Regions from separate parts of the Homo sapiens genome. Here region 2 is linked to region 1. Evidence: chromatin contacts called from ENCODE Hi-C or POLR2A ChIA-PET data. All regions are on one chromosome and are shown on one strand. Each heading gives the region's core, a stretch centred on a gene start or an enhancer-like site at or near the end of the contact. The rest is flanking DNA. Distances are from core to core; before and after follow the strand shown. Region 1 overlaps TSPAN5 (tetraspanin 5). Region 2 overlaps LOC105377343 (a long non-coding RNA gene).

Region 1 (4,347 bases), core at 1,167-3,666:
CATGGCTGCTGCCTCCCTTCATCACAGGCAGACAACTATCCAACCCCAAGAAGGCTACCGTTCACTGGGCTTCTGCTTGCCCTCCGGTCCTGCCATATACATGAATGCCACAGACACCGCTGTCCAAGTCCAAGCTCAGCCTACCCGACTTTTCAGTGCAGGTATATAAAGACCTGCAAGTTTGTAGGACCCTAACACCTTAGCCTAATATAAAAACATGTATGTCTCATTAGTGTCATAATATCCCTGTGAGTTAGACAGTAGCTAGTATTATTTCCATTTTGCTATTGGGGAAATAGGTCAAGGTCCTGTGAGCCCAGGGTCCCTTATCAGATTTTGGCACTAGACCTGTGTCTTTTGGTCCCTTGCATTCTGAGTGAAACGGGACATCTGCTGCTTTGCTGGCACTGAAAGAGCCATTTCACAGGCATGCTCAGAGACGGGAGGGAGTGGCCTGGACTCCAATGCTCAGGGATAGGAGAGAGTGGCCCGGATTCCACTGCACAGATTCTTCACTTGTTAGAAGCCACTAGGACTTAGGAGTTTCTAAGCTTTTGCTTTTAACTGCATGTGCAATAATAATATTTGGATAGGCACATTTTAGGAACTTTGTGGCAAATTATTCTGTTGATAAGTAGATTATTATGAGCTGTGAAATATCAAGGATTACCAAAAAAGGGGGCAAGGGATAAGAAAGAATCCATATTTAATAACCAAAGAAAACTTTAAACCCGGAGCAAAACAATGTTCCTCAAATGCAAATAGGAAAGGACAGCCATGATTATAACGTTTTGCTCAAGCATTTTCTTCTTTGTTCCTCTAACTTAACAGAAGTTGAAACAAGTGAAAATAGGAAATTTCCATTTAGAATACAAATCCTGTAAGTCACAGAGCAAGTCGGAAAATAATAAACAAACAAACAAACACCCATGCAGAATAGTCAGGTAGTTTCCAGCTGGCAGATGCAGAAACCAGGAGGGATGAAATTCACTGGGGTCATCGTTCAGAGAACTTTCAACTTGAAAACAAACCACTTTAAACTTACATATTCCTGGGTGAAGTCTATGAGGTTTTGCAAATCAATGTCATCCCGATATGCTCTGATGTTGTTGTTTATAAAGAAATACAGCTGGTCTTTGATCCAGTCTTTGAAAACAAATGCTAGAACTCCGGCAGTGAGCTCCAGGAAGAAAATAATTCCCAGGAACACAGAAAACTAAGATAAAAGACACATACACAGAGAACAGTTATAAGGGCTATTTTGATCATATATAGCTAAATGGTTCCTCTCTAAACAGGTTTGTAATTACATTGGATTGTTACACATCTCCAAAGCAGATAATCTTCAGTTTCTGCTGATTCATTAATAGAATATTACACTCCAAGAAAGGACTTTTAAAAATCATTTTATAATCACATTTTAGGGTCTCTAGTGTTCCATTTGATAATTAACCAACAAAGCCCATAAGCAAACATGGATAATAAGGATTTCTCATTAGACCCACATTAAGGCCTAATTAATTTCTCATGATTAATGTACTGCCAGATGCTTGTAACAATGACCTGCCCCTATCTCTAGTAAGCTTCTGTAACTTGAAAGATAGATTATTCCAATATTTTAAGATCGCCTGTCACTTGTTACTGTGGCCTTGATTCTCTATGCAATATATTCCTTTTATGGATTCAGACACCATTTTAATTCTCTTTTGCACCTGCTATACAGGGTAAAATAACAGATGTGTTCATCTTAGATGAAGGGGTCAAAGAGGAAGTAGTGGGGTGGGCAGTGACCGCGAAATGAAAGTTATTTCCCATCATAAAAACAAAATGAAACCCCTGAGTTGAGGGCTTTCCTGGGAATGCTAGCTGTGCTTGCCTTCCTCTAGGAAGCATGGGCCCCAGCAACATTTTAAGTGACATCAAAATGCAGCCAAGGGGAGACTTCCGCTTAATGTAGACAACAGGGGTTTTAAAAGAGGGGCTCAAGACCATGAGGCAACGTGGTAACTGCCCGTAACTCTGGAGAAATTCCCCTTCCATCTAGAAGACTCAGAAGAGTCTCAGCTTAGTCATATCGACTTACTGCTCACGCCCACTGTTTTTTCCACCTCCTACCATCCTGTATTCTTAACCTTCTCAAACTTTGTTGTTAAAATAGATTATGAGAAATGAGCTGTGAAGGACCAGAGGGTACAGTGCGGGTAAATTTCTGGTGACAACAGCAGAGAGGGTGACATGGGCCACAACTGCTGGGCAGAGGTCCTGAAGGCCACATGCAGAAGAACAGTGAGCAGCTGAGGAGGCAGGGGGTGCTCAGGTGGTCTGCGGTTCTATCTTCAGCAAGCAGACAAGGAGCTGCCAGCCAAGAGAAAAATGTATTGGGGAGGGGTGCAAAGGAAACAGCAGTTACTCATTAAAAGAACAAAAGACAAACAATGTTTATTCATTCAGCAAACATCTACTGAATGACCCACAATGAGTCAGGCCCTGAGGTAGGTGGGCTTTGCAGAAACAAGGATGAGTAAGAACAAGGGGTATCCTTGCCTTCGAAGATGTCCCAGTCTTATGTGATTAGGGAGGCTAGGCAGGGAGTGGGTATCTGCAGACATTAGATGTCTGTAGATCTGGCAGTATTTGTCTAGGGTGCCAAGTACTGCTCTGTGAGGGTGGGCACGGGAGGAGGAGTGGAAGGTGGAAATAAGTGTTTGGCAAAGTTTTTGGACTCCCAGGTTAAGGCCCCAATTCTAGACCCTCCAGCTCAGCCCTTCAGGTTTCCCTAGAGTTCCTGATTATATATCCTTCAGGAATTCGCCAGAAATGGAATTTAAACAGTTCTTAATTATCATCAGTGATGCCAATAATTTCAATTTAAACTTTCCCCAATCTAGAAAAATGAACAGAAAAAATATCACACCACTTCTGCTCAATGCCTACCCTACAGTGTAAATAACGCCCTGCCCTGTATTAGGCCCCACCTTAAGCATGTAAATATGAATTATGAATTATCACAGTACAGAAATGACAAAATTATAGCTAGCATGCATGAGCATACACAGGAAACACCAAGTCAGGGAAAGATTTTAATTCAGTTTTTGTTCTCACCTCCATAAAAGTTAAGTGCATTTTCCAGTTCCCCTGGTAAATTTTCTCTTCATGTTACATATTATACATACCAAAAATTGAGTCCAAATTCAATTCATATAAAATATTTGGCAGATACCTACATGCCCCAAGCCCTGTTGAGCTAATTTCCTCTATTTCCAAAGGTGCAGACACTGACTCACAGGCTTCACCCTAGAGCCTCGGTCAACCAAGAAGGTCTATTTCCATTTTGCAGTATCTTAGTTCCTAGATTTTCCCTCAGCAAGTCTCCTAGGGGAATCAGATCTTTAGAGCTATTTGGAGTCCTGTGGACGTTTACTTACTACTTATCTCATACCTTCTGTTCGAAGATTATTCCAGGCAAGTTTTTATTGTTTGTCCTAAATGGAGAGAGGCCATTTAAGATATTTTCCAAGTCTTAAAAGCCAAGAAACAACACAATTCTCTTCATTTCCAACATGAGACTTTATAAATTAAGGTGCTGATTTAGAGAAATGTGTAGTTTTCTGCCTGTTCAGTTAACACTGGACTCTTCAACTGTAAGAAATGATAAACTATATTAAAGGGGCCACCACTATAAATGAAACTATATTAAAGTAAATCACAATTAAGGGGACTGAGCAGGTGCAGTGGCTCATGCCTGTAATCCCAGCATTCTGGGAGGCTGAGCAAGGTGGATCACTTGAGGTCCGGAGTTCAAGACCAGCCTGGCCAACATGGTGAAACCCCATCTTTACTTAAAAAAAAAAAATACAATTCAGAGGATCCCAGCCAGGTATGGTGGCTCACGCCTGTAATCCCAGCACTTTGGGAGGCTGAGGCGGGTGGATCACCTGAGGTCGGGAGTTTGAGACCAGCCTGGCCAACATGGTGAAACCCCATCTCTACTAAAAATGAAAAAATTAGCCAGGCACGGTGGTAGGCTCCTGTAATCCCAGCTACCCGGGAGGCTGAGGCAGGAGAATCGCTTGAATCCAGGAGGCAGAGGTTGCAGTGAGCCGAGATCACACCATTGCACTCCAGCCTGGGCAACAAGAGTGAAACTCCATCTAAAAAAAAAAAAAAAAGGATCCCACATTTTGGGGCATGGAGGCCGAAACTGATGAAATAGTGGCAACAGATGAGTATGACCAGGACCCAATCAGGCTACAGGAAAGCTGGCAAGGTGAGCTGAGCACTGGAGCACTGAGATGCCTCAAGCCAAGAAGACTGGCAGGTTGGCAGGTGGCAATCAGGGACAGAGCT
Region 2 (4,347 bases), core at 1,166-3,665, 310 kb after region 1:
AACAGCAGACAAAATGGCTAGGATTTCCTAGGGTTCAAAATGCAAAGGAGTGATAAAATTCACTCCTAGTCCATCTGAAGACAATTTATGAATTAGGAGGGGGAAAAAACAGATTTCCTCTCATAGTTAATGTCTGGAAAAGTATGTAAAACTGGACTTCAGCCCCAGTAACACTCAGTTGGGCTCCTATGAGCAGTGAAACACAGTGGCTCTGATCTGAGTGGATGGAGATGTAATTGGAAAGATTTCTAGGATCCTGAGTTGTGCATTAAATAACTTCATAAACATAGACGGTTTTCACATCCAAAGGAAAGAATAACTTCTGCATTAATTTTCAGAAAGAGCTTCAAAGAATCTCAACCTTGGTACATTTTTGGAAGTTTCAGATCCAGCTCAACTAAACTTTGCTTTGTCTTTCTGTTTCAAACAATCTCATGGGAATGTTTTATATTTCTTCTTTAAATTTCATCTTTTTGGAAAAATTATGAAGGCAAGGGTTTGAGTAAAGGAGGAAATTTGAAAGTTTGCGATTCTTAGTTAGTATTGAATATTAAATAGCCCAAAGGCTATTACTAAGCAATAATTCTCTGGAAGAATATTTAAAGGAGTCCTTTTCTCCCTCTCTCATTGAACACACTCATTTATGCATGCACACATATTCCATCTGTGCTACTACAAATATTAATTTAAAACTTGGCAGATGATTATCTTAAAAGATGAAATAAGTCATCAACTGCCAAATTAAGAGTTAACAGCTCCTAGCATTTAAAATTGTGATTAGATTTTTACTGGGTATCGAAAGTTTACTTTAACTTTCAAACTAAAGGGAAATAATATAAATTGTGTCTTCAAGAAAATAAGCAAAATTTTAAAATAATTTTTCTAATTGTGCCCTCAAAATTCATGTTTATTAATTATAAAGCTATTCATTTATACTCTAGAAAACTTTGAAAATAGACACACACACACACACACACACACACACATTGAGAAAAATGGGAAAACCTAAACTTTCATCATCCTCTCAGAAAAAAGTCATGCTAACATTTTTGTTTCCCTTTTGGTCTATCTTTTCTGCATGCACACATACTTTCAGACAACATTAAAACGTTATTTTTAATAACTTTTAGATTATACTGCTTTAACAGTTTTGAATCTTTTCTTTCATTTAACCAATCATTAAAGATCTTTCAAACACATTATTTTAGGTATCTGCCATAATTATGTATCTCTAGTATGGCCTCCAATGATTATTGCCTCCTGGTAATCATGACCTTGTGCTATAGCCTCTTACAATGAATACAGCTAACCTAAGTAACCAATAAGATGCAAGAAATGGTAGCATGAAAGACACTACAGCTTCCACCTTGCTCTTTTTTGGACTATTCTCTATGGGAAAAGCCAGCTGCCATGTTCATGATCACATCCCTATAGAGAGGTCCACATAATGAGGAGTTGAGGCCTCCTGCCAAGAACCAGCACGAATTTGCCAAGTACTTGAGTTTTTCATCATGTAAGAGGATCCTCCCACCTCAGACAAGTTTACACATGACTGCAACCCTGACCAACACCTTGACTGTAACCTCATACAGACATGGAGACAGAACCTCCAAAGTGATCTGCTCCTGGGTTCCCGACTCATAGAAATTGAGTGCATTCGTAAATATTGATTGTTTTAAACATTTAAATTTTAGGATAACTTGTTGTATATGGACAACTAATAATTATTTTGGCACCAAAAGTGGGGTGCTACCATAACAAAACCCTAAAATGTGGGGTGGCTTTACAACAGAGAAAAGAAAACAGTTTGAGAAGTAAAAGAATAAAGTACATTGCACCAGATGAAACTAGGGACAGAGTGCACAGACAGCCTACAGATGGGAGAAAACTTTTGCAAACTATTTTCATTTGATCTGACGAATACATGGAAAATATGAGACACTATTGAAAAACTATTATAAATAATGAAAGAATTTAGTAAGGTGATAAAAGACCAAAGAACTATGTTTCTACCCTAGATGCATTCAAGGGGCTTTGAATAGAGGTCCGACCAAGTGTGTTTATAGGCAGTGGTAGGAGAAACAGAGCTGTTTCTTGATTGTATCCTACTTAATTCACTTATTCAGCGAACAAGTTACACAAATACACACAATAATTTTAGCTGTATAACACTTGAACACTACATGCGTAATCCTGAAATGTGGGCACATGCACTTATAAACCCTAATTATTGTGGGGGAGTTGTTGCTAATTTTGAAACTACAATTAGCAGGATGGAAATAATGGAGCATCTGGTGATTAAAGCAGCGTGTCAACCTGAACCACCTCATTCCTAACCTCAGTCCCTGTAGCTTCTCATATTCTTTCAGATCAGCTTCTCTGAGACTAATCAGCAAGTCTTTGCTGTTTAGCTTCCTGGGCCACTGCTGAGTCACCCTCCCACTCTTAGCAGGCTCTTACTTGTGTGAGTTTCTGCTAAGTTATCCAGTTCCTATCCCTAAGGGTATGTTCAAGCCCTGAAGCCTAACTAGTTTCTTCTTGAAGCAAAAATTTGCATGTTGTTAACTCTCAACTACTTATGGTTACAGGTCTCAGGAACAGGTGGATCTTGTTGCTGAACCACAAACTAGATTCTGCCTATGAAATTTACCTGCTCTACCACATCTATTAGCAAGTGATAGAGCTAATCAGGATGTGTTGCCTTTGCTTGCTCTATCGCACATTCCCTGACAAAGATATCAATGACAATGGAAAGGGATAACCTGGAGGAGGGAATAAGAAGACAGTAGGGTCCGACAAGTGAACAGCAATTCTTTGGACCCACAGGGACTGTCAGTAATCTCACCAGGCACTTTTAGGGTATATCTCCAGGCTCAGAGCCCTTGCAGTGATGTTTTATACACATTTGGCCTTCCTGCCATGTTTGACAAAAATCCCTAAGGCTAAAGTGCATTGAAACATAGGAATATATTGGTGTGTCCCTTTCTGCAGTCTTCCCAGACTTTGGAAAGATGAATATGACTGTCACTAAGTGGAGACTCTGCAATCCCCACGCAGAGTTGGCATGGGGGCACTGGTGATGAGCAAAAGGATAGGGATCTTCAAGTGACTTTTTAAGCACACAAAGAGAGTAGGTGGTTCTTCATAGGCAAAGGAGACAAATTGCCGGAAGCCAAAAGGTAGACAGTTGCAGTAATCTGTGTGCTTTCTCAGAAATGAAATACAGAGATCCTACCCTTCCATTTCGTCAAGTAAAAGTGAGGCTTGTGAGAATCTGTCATCCTTTGCTTGGAAACTCTATGCTGAAGCATGTGCCATGTTTACTCTCAGTAAACTGCATCCTAGGCCTATAGAGAAGAGAGCAACCAACTATTAAATGGTTAGAAAGAGAAAAAACATGAGAAAGTTATCTTCAGCATTCCCTCATTTATGAAGCTATTGAAATAGCACATCCTGGAATATGCAGACTAAATTTTCCATCCTGGTTTCATAACACTTTACAGTCTCTCCATTTATCTCATGAGATATTAAGGAACTCACAAAACTGATTTACAATTAATTTTATTTCAAATGAATATATAGCATATCACATTTGATGAATCAGAAAGAGGAAATTTGAAAGACAGTAAAAATAGTATGTTGTGAACTTAAAAAGAAGTTGAAAATCCTGTCTCTATAGATAGTTCTGGCAAAATAAATGCATATAGAGCAAAAGAGTGAGTACATCAGTGTCCTTTTGGAAAGTCGGTGACACTCAGAATGCTTTGGGGGCTTAACCTTGATTCATATGGAATTTGAAAAGCCCATGTCTCACCTCAGGATTCAGTTTGATTCAGCCTTTACTATGTCCCTCACACTGAGCTAGGCACTAGTGATTCAAAGAGAAATGGCACCCACCTGCCCAAGGAAGAGTCTAGAAGATGGCATTTTTGCTATCCTACCAGCAAAAAGAAACAAGGGACCAAGTCAGTTTAGCAAACACTATTGTGAGCTGACTGTAAGGCTCTATGCAAAGCCCTGATAAACCCCCAAATAATGCCAAGCAGCAAATGACTTTTTAAAGCCATATTACATATTGACTTTGTAATGCATAATGGGCATCTGGGCACAGAAGATTTACTTCCCTAATTATGTGTTACTTATGCTAATATTAAAATTAGCCTGTATTCCCTAATCACCTTCAGAGGAAGAAGTGGCTTTAGAAGCATGCTGGGCAACAGATTAAAAAGGATTGAAAATACCTAAGTGTGAAAAATTTTATAATAAAAGTTAACACCCATGAGCTTTTAAAGATAAAACATGGCTTCTCTTTCCACTCACTATTCTTTCTTCTTCATATCTTTTTTC

What was found. Hi-C counts contacts between places; a loop is a spot of excess contacts on that map. ChIA-PET counts read pairs that join two places held with the same protein, here RNA polymerase II (POLR2A). Pooled maps may share reads with other maps.
Region 2: a loop to region 1 is called in a pooled map, with 2.3 times the contacts of the local background. The contact joins two enhancer-like sites. A Hi-C loop is called at or near these places in 3 of 50 pooled maps. POLR2A ChIA-PET finds 5 or more read pairs at or near these places in 2 of 52 experiments (BJ and RWPE1).

What each region holds. Positions count from the first base shown.
Region 1 is chr4:98,480,960-98,485,306 of GRCh38, forward strand. TSPAN5 (tetraspanin 5) reads right to left here. Exons shown (of 8, transcript NM_005723.4): 4 at 1,046-1,216. Among named protein-coding and RNA genes, the nearest start is that of TSPAN5, 180 kb to the right of the region's middle. Within about 2 kb of position 2,417, at least 3 of the 41 ENCODE cell types and tissues checked have a DNase peak (open chromatin) inside an H3K27ac peak, as active enhancers do.
Region 2 is chr4:98,792,341-98,796,687 of GRCh38, forward strand. The region is part of intron 2 of LOC105377343 (a long non-coding RNA gene); the gene reads right to left. Among named protein-coding and RNA genes, the nearest start is that of EIF4E, 130 kb to the right of the region's middle. Within about 2 kb of position 2,416, at least 3 of the 41 ENCODE cell types and tissues checked have a DNase peak (open chromatin) inside an H3K27ac peak, as active enhancers do.